Regions from separate parts of the Homo sapiens genome. Here region 2 is linked to region 1. Evidence: read pairs that join two places in POLR2A ChIA-PET (ENCODE). Cell type or tissue: HepG2. All regions are shown on one strand. Links, peaks and the distances in the headings refer to the core of each region. The heading gives the core; the rest is flanking DNA.

Evidence for each region. Peaks named below come from ENCODE experiments on the same cell type or tissue, not always from the same donor. Only the 100,000 strongest peaks of a DNase experiment are listed, where the experiment ranks them.
Region 2: POLR2A ChIA-PET joins it to region 1 with 5 read pairs; 1 of 35 experiments calls an interaction of 5 or more read pairs at or near these places.

Annotation. Positions count from the first base shown.
Region 1 is chr2:240,873,332-240,878,694 of GRCh38, forward strand. AGXT (alanine--glyoxylate aminotransferase) reads left to right here. Exons shown (of 11, transcript NM_000030.3): 6 at 647-731; 7 at 1,778-1,873; 8 at 2,604-2,673; 9 at 4,206-4,301; 10 at 4,691-4,819. Among named protein-coding and RNA genes, the nearest start is that of AGXT, 7.2 kb to the left of the region's middle. In HepG2, for the core only: a CTCF peak has its summit at 1,103 (motif pointing left); DNase peaks (open chromatin) are centred at 940 and 3,270.
Region 2 is chr2:240,577,270-240,582,632 of GRCh38, forward strand. It overlaps RNPEPL1 (arginyl aminopeptidase like 1), which reads left to right. Exons shown (of 11, transcript NM_018226.6): 11 at 330-4,103. The coding sequence ends at 623. Among named protein-coding and RNA genes, the nearest start is that of CAPN10-DT, 6.4 kb to the right of the region's middle. RefSeq lists enhancers at 1,943-2,237, 2,735-2,854. In HepG2, for the core only: CTCF peaks have their summits at 2,673 and 3,056; a DNase peak (open chromatin) is centred at 2,992; H3K4me3 peaks cover 909 bases.

The sequences.
Region 1 (5,363 bases), core at 364-5,363:
CAGTGGGAAGAGGAAGGGCCAGGGCTCCAGTCAATCAGGCGTTGGGCACCCCTCTGCCCAACCCCCCAGAGGCTCAGTTTCACATCTGCCCTGCGCCCTGCCAGGCTGCCCATAGCAGTGAGCACCACTGTCAGGGTCACCTCGCAGGGAACCTCAACCAGGCCGGCCGAGGGGCCAAGGAGCCTCCTGTGCCCATCCGCTTACGGGAGAGAGCCTGCACATTGCATCCACTGCGGTGCCTGCCCACCCACTCCATGGGAGCCTGTCTGTTTCTGCAGAGCCCCTCCTGATTTGGGAGTTCTCAGGCAGGAAGGGAGGGATTTCTGGGCTGATCCTCAAACTACTACTGAAAGCAGGGACCTGGGGAGGGCCCCAGGGACACGGTGCCTGGGGTGGCAGGGCTGTCCCTGGGGACCAGCACAGCAGAGGGAGAAGCTGCGCTAAAACGCTCAGGCCTGAGGTCATGGCTGCCACGCAGCAGTGCCCAGATTTGAACCCAGGACTCCCTTCCACATCTCCCCTGCTATCGTGTACGGATTCGTGGTAGGGTCGTAGCCTACCAGCCCATTAGCTAGGCAGGCATCCCGCTGGACTGGCCTGCCCTGAGGTGGGACTCACCCGTCCCGAGCAAACCACCCATCTACAGGCATCGACATCCTGTACTCGGGCTCCCAGAAGGCCCTGAACGCCCCTCCAGGGACCTCGCTCATCTCCTTCAGTGACAAGGCCAAGTGAGTGACCCACAGACCCTCACCTCTGTGCAGGGCTGGGCTTGCAGGGAGCTCAGGTGGCCCGAGGCGGGAGGGGCGGGAGCCAGGCAGGAAGGGCTCCCCATGCTCCTCCAGCACCTGGCGCTCTCCCGCCCACCCTCTGGGAGGCCAAAGGCACTGCGTTCACAGGGAGTGGGGAGGCCGGGCGAGGGGAGGGCTGCAGGCGTGTGCAGGGTGCAGAGTCCACTGCTCTGGAAGTTCCCAGCTTCACAGCAAGGAGTGACCAGGAAAGGACTGAGGGCCTGAGGCCCAGTGCCCTGACCGGCCTCTGCCCTGGCTCAGCTTCCAGGGGCTGCCCCAAGGGACAACGTGGGCCACACACAGTGCCCCCTGCAGTCCCAATCTCACCTCCCGCTCCTGGTGTCCAGATTCTGAGCCAGGCCGGGCAGGGGGTAGGGGAAGGGGGCCAGACCTCACAGGCGGTTCCCATCCAGCTGCAGCCTGGCAACTGGAGGTGCCGTTCCCCAGAACAGAGAGGACTTCGGGGAGAAGTCAGGAATTCGGTGTTGGACGTGGGAGGTCTGAGATGCCAGCTGGACCACACGGGAGGGTGAAGGAAGCGGCTGGGTGTGAGTCAGGAGCCTGGGGAGAGGCCGGGGCTGGCCCCTCCATCTGGAGTTGTAGAGACGGACACATTTAAAGTTTCAAGCCTGGCCAGTGTCCCCTGGGGCCCGAAAGCAGTCACCTTTGGGTGATGTGAGAAATGAAGGCTGACCCTGTAGGAGGGGCTGGGGGAGAGAAAGGGGCACACAGAGTGGAGGGAGCTGGCCTTGGTGCCCCCATGGCAGGGTCACACAGCTGGGCCCAAGGGCCAGCGGGACTGGACAGCTGAGGGACCCACGACCCACCCGGTCCCACTCTGGCCCCTGAGCACAAATGCAGCTGGGGCGGGCCCTCCTGGGGGCCCCACCCCGTCTCACTCCCGTGAAACAGGACAGCCAGCGAGACTGCCCTGGCCTTCAGCCCAAACTGAGAGGCTGGTGCTCAGCCTGCTTCTTTCTCCCCAGAAAGAAGATGTACTCCCGCAAGACGAAGCCCTTCTCCTTCTACCTGGACATCAAGTGGCTGGCCAACTTCTGGGGCTGTGACGACCAGCCCAGGATGTGAGGCCTGGCAGGGATGGGAAGGTGGAGGGCGCTGGGCATGGCTGAGAGGTGGGGCGCTGGCCTCTCACTGCACTCAGGGATTCTCCAAGCCCCCCACCTTCATGCCTCAAGAACCCCAACTAGAGCCCCAGAATCCGCCTGCATCAGGCAGTCAAATGCCCCACCCTGGGTTCCCCCATTCCTCGACTGGCCCGAGGCTCTGGGCAGGGTCATGGCCCCCACTGCCGCTTCCACAAACACTGTCCCCCCAGAGGTCCCAGCACACCCTCGGGCACTTTGGACCTGGCCCTGCCACATCTCCCCACTCCTGGGCCTCAGCTTACCCCTTCTGAAAAGACGACCTTGGCCATAAACCCAAGGCCCCTTATGTTACACACAGGAACAAGGCGCCAGGAATGGTGCCCTAGCCCAGTGGGCACAGAGGGCCAGTGCCGGCTTCGCAGGCACGCTGGGACTGAGGGGCTCCGCAGGGAGGTGGTGGCACGTGTCTCTGCTCCTGCAGCCACCCACTGCCTCCTGGCTGGGCCCTACACAAGCCATGCTCTCCCTGGCAGACGAAGCTGCCTTCCCGGTCCAAAGTTCTGAACCCGGACAGGACTCCTCTGCGGAGGATACCGGCCTGTGGTCAGAGAGCCTGTGCTGTTGGGGCTGGGGCAGACAGAGCTAATGCCCCATCTGCCCCCAACCCTGCCCATGGTGCTGGACCAAGCCCCCTCGTGTCTTCCAGGTACCATCACACAATCCCCGTCATCAGCCTGTACAGCCTGAGAGAGAGCCTGGCCCTCATTGCGGAACAGGTGCATGGGCTGCACTCCACAGGAGGAGACAGGGCCACTGGCTGGATTGTCGAGGGCGCGGCCTGCAGAGAAGGAACCATCCCTGGTGCACAGAGAAAAGGGAGCCTGCCAGAGAGAGGCCCTCAGTGGGGGTGGGGGAGAGAGGACAGGGCCCCGGGTACACTGGCTGCGGGCAGGGCCAGGGGGATACAGCCCCAGGGACAGATGCAGCAATGGGGCAGGTGTGGATGCTCCCAACCCTTCCATTGCTGTGTGAAGCAGTAAGTGAGGCCCAGTGAGTGGGTGGGCTGGGAGAAGGGGAGGCCGAAGGGGCCAGAGATGTGCCCACAGATAGGTGGGCGTGGATGTAAAGTGAGGGTTGGCAGTTCCTGCAGGCTTGTCCAGCTCCTATGGCAGGGCAAGAGCTGAGCATGAGCACTTGGGTGTGACCAGGGGTTGATTTGGCCACTGCAACATCCACACTCTCAGGACACTGCAACATCCACACTCTCAGGACACAGGCGGCTGAGAGTGGCCTCAGGCCCAGCAGCTCTGCAGGCCACGAGACAGGAAGTCCCACCTACTTTCATCTGGGTCCTGTGTCCCACAGGGCCCATTGCCAGCCACCAGTCCAGAGTCCAGGAAGGATCCCCGGGCTGCAGCCAGCTTCCCATGAGGTTGCAAGGCCGTGCCTGCCACGTTTGTCCTCCTGGGTCCACTCATAAAGCCACTGCCTAGGGCTGGGTTAGTGCCAGGGTGCCCCTGTAAGCTAAATGCCACCCGCACCCGCGGGGGAAGGCGAGGGGTCAGGCGCTCACACAGGGAAAGGCTCTAGGGTCGTAAAGGTGGGTGGGGGGTGTGAGCTGGGCAGAGAAGGAAGAGAACAGGACCAGACAGCAGGGCACAGTCAAGGGCAGAGGCACAGGGACCTGGCAGAGTGCAGATTGCAGGGGCACATGCGCAGAGAAGACGGGCCAGGGCCAGAGTAGAGAGCAGCTGCTGCTCCGGGGACCCACCTGGGGTGGCCATGAGAGCTGGTGGCTGGAGGCCGGGAGGACCCGTGACCAGAGGTAATGGCACTGAGGGGCCCAGGGCTGGAGAGACCACCCCTCACCTGTCCAGAGCTGAGGCAGGAGCAGTGCTGCGGAGGATGCCAGGTCGGGGGAGCTGGCCCTGAGAGGAGAGGGGGCCTGGGAGCCAGCACCCTGAGCCCTGGCCCTGATCCACTCCAGCCCTGTGTAGCCCAACAGCCCTTCCCCTCCTTGCCCAGTCCCCTCCCCCTGCAAGGCACTCTCCACTCTTCTCCCCCAGGGGCCACAGGCAGACCTCCCCTCTGTCTCTCTGAACCCTCCTCTGTCTCTCCCAGACCCAGATGTTTCCTTCTGCCCTGGGGTAGTCCCAGGCCCTGCCCCAGGCAAAGTCAAACTGGGGGCTCCAGGGGCTCCCCTGCACCAAGGCCTGCAGAGTCAGGTTCTTCCTCCCGCACCACAGAGGGCGGGGCTTCCTGCCCACCCCACCCATGTCACTGCCCACCAGCGCCATCTCCCACACAGGGCCTGGAGAACAGCTGGCGCCAGCACCGCGAGGCCGCGGCGTATCTGCATGGGCGCCTGCAGGCACTGGGGCTGCAGCTCTTCGTGAAGGACCCGGTAAGGAGGCCCCTGGCATTGGGCAGCCCTGCACCCATGGGGAAGGATGAGGGGCTCTTGCCCAGCCCCCTCAAGAGGGACACTGGCTCCTGAGAAGGAGGGGGCGGCTGCCCGGTGGTGTGGCCTCGGTGCCAGGGATTAGTCTCGGCAGGAGCCACGAAGTCACAGCTCCCGGCCTCTGATGCGGGATCTCAGGACGGCCTGTGATCTCCCAGTGGGAAGGTGCCCATCCACCGCCTCCTAAGGGGTGGGGTCCCTGCTCTCTCCCGGCCCTTTCTCCCCCGGCTCCTCTGGAACCTGAAGCTGGGGCAGATGGTGCAGGCCAAGAGCTGTCACAAAGGCCCGTACAGGGCCTCTCACCCACGCACTGAGCCAGGCCCCTCCTGCAGGCGCTCCGGCTTCCCACAGTCACCACTGTGGCTGTACCCGCTGGCTATGACTGGAGAGACATCGTCAGCTACGTCATAGACCACTTCGACATTGAGATCATGGGTGGCCTTGGGCCCTCCACGGGGAAGGTGAGAGGGAGCGCCTCGAGGGCCTTTTGCAGAAACCAAACCCGCCACCCCTCCTTGAGCAGGACTGTGCACCAGGTGCAGGGGAGGCCGGGGTCATCCGAAAGCCCAGATTGCAGGAGCGTCCAGAAGGGCCCACTCTCCAAGGGGTATCCAGTAAAGCGTATCCTGTCGCCCCTGCTCCCACCCCAGCCCACTGAGGTCACCAGGTGCAGCCTTTATGATTCCACTCGGAACATCCTTCCTTCCCTCTGACCAGACCCTGGAACCAGGCCGGAAGCCCCACGCCTGGGCCTGGCTGTGTCTCTGAGTGGCAGTGGGGAGGGACCTTCACTGCACCACCCTGTCCTCCCGTGTGGCTGCGGGTGCAGAGGGAGGAGAGCCTGCCCTGGCCTGGGTGCTCAAGGGCCCCCTCTGTGACCTGCACAGGGCTGTCAACTCCCCTCATGGACGCTGGGTGGGTGGTCCTCACTCAGGTGAGCCCATCCTGGCTCTGGCCAGCTGTCGGTCAGGGTCAGGCAGGTCCCAGGCGGGAGGCTGACGTCAG
Region 2 (5,363 bases), core at 157-5,156, 300 kb before region 1:
TCAGCGTCCTGGTCTGGGCAGAGGGGACGTCCCAGCTCCTCAGAGGGAGGCCAGAGCCCTCAGGCCCGTGGGCCCTGGCTGCCCTGCTCCCTGTATGTGCTCCCTCCAGCCCAGGTTCCCTGGAGATGGGGCCTCCATGGTTGGCCTGGAAGGGCAGGGTGGAGGTGGGAGGCTAATGGTAGGCCTCCTGGCCACCGGAGTCCAGGCCACAGCCCTAATGATGAAGCTGGGAAGCCAGGGGCAGGAGGGCCGCCTGGCCGGGCTGGCAGGGTGGGCTGGCTCGAGGGGCCTGGGGAGCCCACCAGTGTGACCGAGTGCCCCTCCTGCAGATGTCACGCATGTACACCATCCCGCTGTACGAGGACCTCTGCACCGGTGCCCTCAAGTCCTTCGCGCTGGAGGTCTTCTACCAGACGCAGGGCCGGCTGCACCCCAACCTGCGCAGAGCCATCCAGCAGATCCTGTCCCAGGGCCTGGGCTCCAGCACAGAGCCCGCCTCAGAGCCCAGCACGGAGCTGGGCAAGGCTGAAGCAGACACAGACTCGGACGCACAGGCCCTGCTGCTTGGGGACGAGGCCCCCAGCAGTGCCATCTCTCTCAGGGACGTCAATGTGTCTGCCTAGCCCTGTTGGCGGGCTGACCCTCGACCTCCCAGACACCACAATTGTGCCTTCTGTGGGCCAGGCCTGCCATGACTGCGTCTCGGCTCTGGCCATGAGCTCTGCCCAGGCCCACAAGCCCCTCCCCTGGGCTCTCCCAGGCAGGGAGAATGGGGAGAGGGACCTCCTTGTGTCTGGCAGAGACCTGTGGACCTGGCCTCCCCACTCCCAGCTCTCTTGCACTGCAGGCCCTGGGGCCAGCCCGCACACACCATGCCTCCTGTCTCAACACTGACAGCTGTGCCTAGCCCCGGATGCCAGCACCTGCCAGGTGCCGCCCCGGGGCAAGGGCCCCAGCAGCCCTATGGTGACCGCCACACTGTGCCTTAATGTCTGCCGGGGGCCCAGGCTGTGCTGTCCCTGCAGCACGCCTCCTTGCAGGGATCTGAGCCACCCTCCCCGCACAGCCCTGCACCCCGCCCCTGGGGTTGGCAGCCTCAGTTGGCCCCTGGCAGAGGAACAAGGACACAGACATTCCCTCAGTGTGGGGGGCAGGGGACACAGGGAGAGGATGGTTGTCCCTGGGGAGGGCCCTCTGGCCCCAGGCAACCTTAGCCCCTCAGAACAGGGAGTCCCAGGACCCAGGGAGAGTGTGGGGACAGGACAGCCTGTCTCTTGTAGCTTCCTGGGGTGGGAGGCACAGGGGCAAAGCAATACCCCAGGGAAAGTGGGAGGTGGTGCTGGTGCTCTCTCCAGGCCCACCATGCTGGGAGAGGCGGCCAGAGCCTGGGGCCTCCAGCCTGGGACTGCTGTGATGGGGTATCACGGTGATGGTCCCATTAAACTTCCACTCTGCAAACCTGATCTCCTGCGCTCTTTCTCGCGACTCTTGTCCTCTGCATCTTCCTGGCTGTGTAGGGTGGGCTGGCCTGCCGGGACTTGGGGCCTGGAGCTGGTCAGGAGCTGGGTGTGGCCCCCTCCTCTGATACATAAGCCCGAGAGCAGGCTCCCCGAATCCTGCCCAGCCCCTTGGCTGGACCCCCTGGGCCTGAGTAGCCTCTGGATGTCACAGGAAAGCCATGTGTCACCTTCACTCTGGGCCTTCACCTGTGGCTTAAGCCAAATCCCGGCCTCAGTGGTGATCCTTTCCCAAGATGGGTACAAGGTGACAGGCATGTTTTGTTTTGGAGAACTGAGATTTCCATTTTCCCAGGCGATAGGTGTCGCTGCCCTTCACAGTCCCCAAGGATGTGGCGCCACCATCTCAGTGCCACGCACACCTGGCCAACATGCCGTGGCCCAGAAGCAGCACGTCTCTTCTCCCAACCCGCTGGCCAGGCCCAGTCACAGCCCCACTCCACACATGGCAGCCAGGAAGTGGGGAGGGCAGGAGGTGCTGGGCAAATAACCCTGATACCATCACTGTCCAGTCCCCAGTCACCAAATGTCCCACTCACCCTCCTTCCTGTTCTGGATGCCCCGCCCCTCCCCTCCCCTCCCAAGGACATATGAGTCCCCTCCAGTGGCGGTGGCAACTCTGGTCTAGGGTCTGGGGCCGTCTCTACATGTGTTGCTTCATGTACCTTCTTCACATCAGGTCTGGGGGAGGCGCCACCCCATCCAGAGACCTAGGAACTAGAAGACTGCCACTGCCCCTCACACCCAGGGATAGGATGACTGCAGTAACCCCTGTGAAAGCGGGTATGGAGGGCACCTGGCAGCCCCTGCTGCATGGCCATCTAAAGTCTTGCCAGGCAGGCACAGCTAGGGCCCCTGCCTGGGAGTGGACACCCCACTCCCCCAAGTCATGTTCTCTGTGGCCTGGGGCTCCAGCCTTGGGAGGACCCCTTTCCTGTTTCTTAACCATGCTTGATGGTGTCCTCAAAGGAGCCCTGCTCAGTGGCAGAACTGCTTTCTCAGCCTCTTCCCCGCCAAGGTTGTTTTCAAGTCCCAGCAGTCACAGACTTTCATCCTGGGCTCTTCTTTCTTTTGCAATTCAGCTCTCGAAATGACTCTGTGGTCTGCGGGTGACTCCACTCCACGTGCCTACAGCCACGCCCACAGCGCCACCTCCGGACGCTGCTGAGCTGCGCACCTGTGCCTGACACCTGGCTTTGGGAAACTCAGCAGCAGTGCCCAGCGTCATGACCCTGGGGGCAGGAGGGCATCTGGATCCAGGATGGCACCCTCACCACAATCTGTCTTGGCTCTGTGCCCGCCCGTGGGGTACACAGGAGGGCTCTTTCAGCCCTAAGTCCTTGTGTTCCTGACCTTTGTTCCTCTTCCACCCAGCTTGCAAGTGCAGAATTTTTTTTTAGCTCGTCGCTTCCCTGCAGTCCCTTGTCCAATGCAGCCTCCGGCCGATACTCAGGCCAGTGTTGTTTCCCAACCTCTCCACTAGATACGCACACTTAGCTCACGGTCTGCCTCATGAGTCATCCCAGTTGAGCTTTACCAAATGTTTTGCCCCACCTAACAGCCTGCCCACATTCCAAATCCTGGCAGGTCGCACGTTTTATTAGCACAGCACCCCTCTCCTAGCGGCCAGCTTCTCTATTAGGCCACGTTATGCTCCAGCCACACAACTATGAAGCGCAGACGTCTCACACAACAAAGCTTTCTCATGCTGCAGGCCCACCTCAGGCTGGCAGGGGAAGGGGGGATTCTCTTCAATGTGACCACTCTCGGACCCGTACCGATGAACAGAGATCTCAAATGTTTCCAGGCACCTTGCCAGGGATAAGAGAGCTGTTGAGGGGCTCACACTGGCAGTGGAAGTTCTAAGGGGCCTACAACCACAGGGGCTGCAACCCCACCATATGCACAAAAGCGGGGGCAGATGGCAAACAGCACTAATGACAACGACGGAGCTGAGGCCAGAATGTGAGAGAGATCTGCATTTTGGGGATTAGGGCCTAGTCAGGCAGGTAGGAGATGATGTTCAAAAAGGGAAAAGAAGCGTGATGAAAGACTGGTTTCTACAGAGATAGATTAGAAAGCTGAAGCCTGAAAAAACAGTGAAGGAGACCCATGCAAATTTCTAGGCCCTGGAGGTCCAAATAAGGTTTTCTAAGTCCCTCAGGCCATGACAGGTTCAGTCCAGACTTGTCTCCCAGAGTGTTTCTCTGCCATCCCTACTCTAACTGGGACTTATTGGTGGTGTTTCTCTCCTAAGGCCAGATGCTTTGCACAGAACATTAGGAAACTCCAGATGTAAAGGTAAGGCACAACTGAGAATCACCTGCCCAGGGCAGCAACACAGTGTGAAGGAAAACAGGCCACTCAACCCAAACTTACACCTGAGACAGAGGCAACAGAAAAATCAGAAAAGGACTTTAGAACACATATAATCAAAATCTCAGACCTAAAGACGACTTTTGAAATAAACCATAACATATGAAGAGGCACTTATGAAACAAGAACAGGTAGTTTATAAAAAAGAACCAGTCAGAGACCCTGGAAATTTTTTAAAAAGCAATTACTAAAATAAAAAATGAAAACTCAGTCAACAGTGCTCTGGTTTGGATGTTCCCTCCAAAATTCATGTTGAAATTTAATTGCCATTGTGATGGTATTAAGAGGTGGAACCATTAAGAAGCGATTAGGCCATGAGGGTTCTGCCTTGATGAATGCATTAATGTCATTATCAGAGTGGGTTCGTTATCATGAGCATGTGTTGTAAAAATGAATTTAGCTGTCTCTTGCTGTGTGTCCTCTTGCTCTTCCATCTTCCCCCATGGAATGGTGTGGCAAGAAGGCCTTTACCAGATGCCAGCCCCTCGCCCTTGGACTTCCCAGCCTCCAGAACTATAAGAAATACATTTATTTTCATTATAAATTACCCAGTCCGTGGTATTGTTATAGGAACAGAAAATGCACTTGGGGATATTAGGTCGTGGAGAGTAAAAAAAAAAAAAAAATAAGTTCCAGTCAATCAAGGCATCCTCATTCTCAACATTGCCTGCATTCTACCCTCCAGGGGTCCCCTCCATGGCCCTTCATCTGCCCCCACCCCGCAACTCAGCCTCATTTCTTCAGCCATTTTCTCCCCCACATCTCTCTTCCCTTCCCATCAGACCTTCACATCCTGCAAGCTAAGCCACCTCAACTAGCCATGCCCTCAGGGCTCTTACTCAAGCACCCACCAAGATGTTTTTCCTAACAAAGACTGTCCTTTTACTAAGAGGAATCTGATGTCAGCTGTTAGTCTCCGCTCCCCCCCACCCCCCATCTCTCGGAATAATCACCTGGTCAGAGAGAAGCCCAAGAGCACGGACATGCCAGCTAAAGGTGGAGCTTGGCAAGGGTGTCCACAGAGTGGCCAGGCCCAGCACAGATCCGAGGGGCTTTTAACAGGCACAGGCAGAGTGCTAAGGAGATCACTACCACCCACCCACCCATCCAGCCAGGCCCAGATAAACCTCTCCTTGTTCCAAATGAATGAGCAAACAGAAAAATTCCAGTGTGGAGGGAATACAACACCCACAATGCAGAAAATAGCCCACATCCAAAATATGCTCCCCTCAGATAACTAGTCAACTGTGCAAACTATCTGCATAATCCTCACAATAAAGTTGAAGAACACAAAACCACTTCATACAAAGAGTTAGGAAAAAAATTCCTATAAGGAGGAGCATGTACCATATTTATTCCCACTCTGTTTACTAAGCATGTATTATAATGAGAAAAAAAGCTCAATCTAAAATATTGCCAACAAAGAATCCATTCCTCACGTTGCAGTAAATGAAGCGGGCTGAGGTCAGC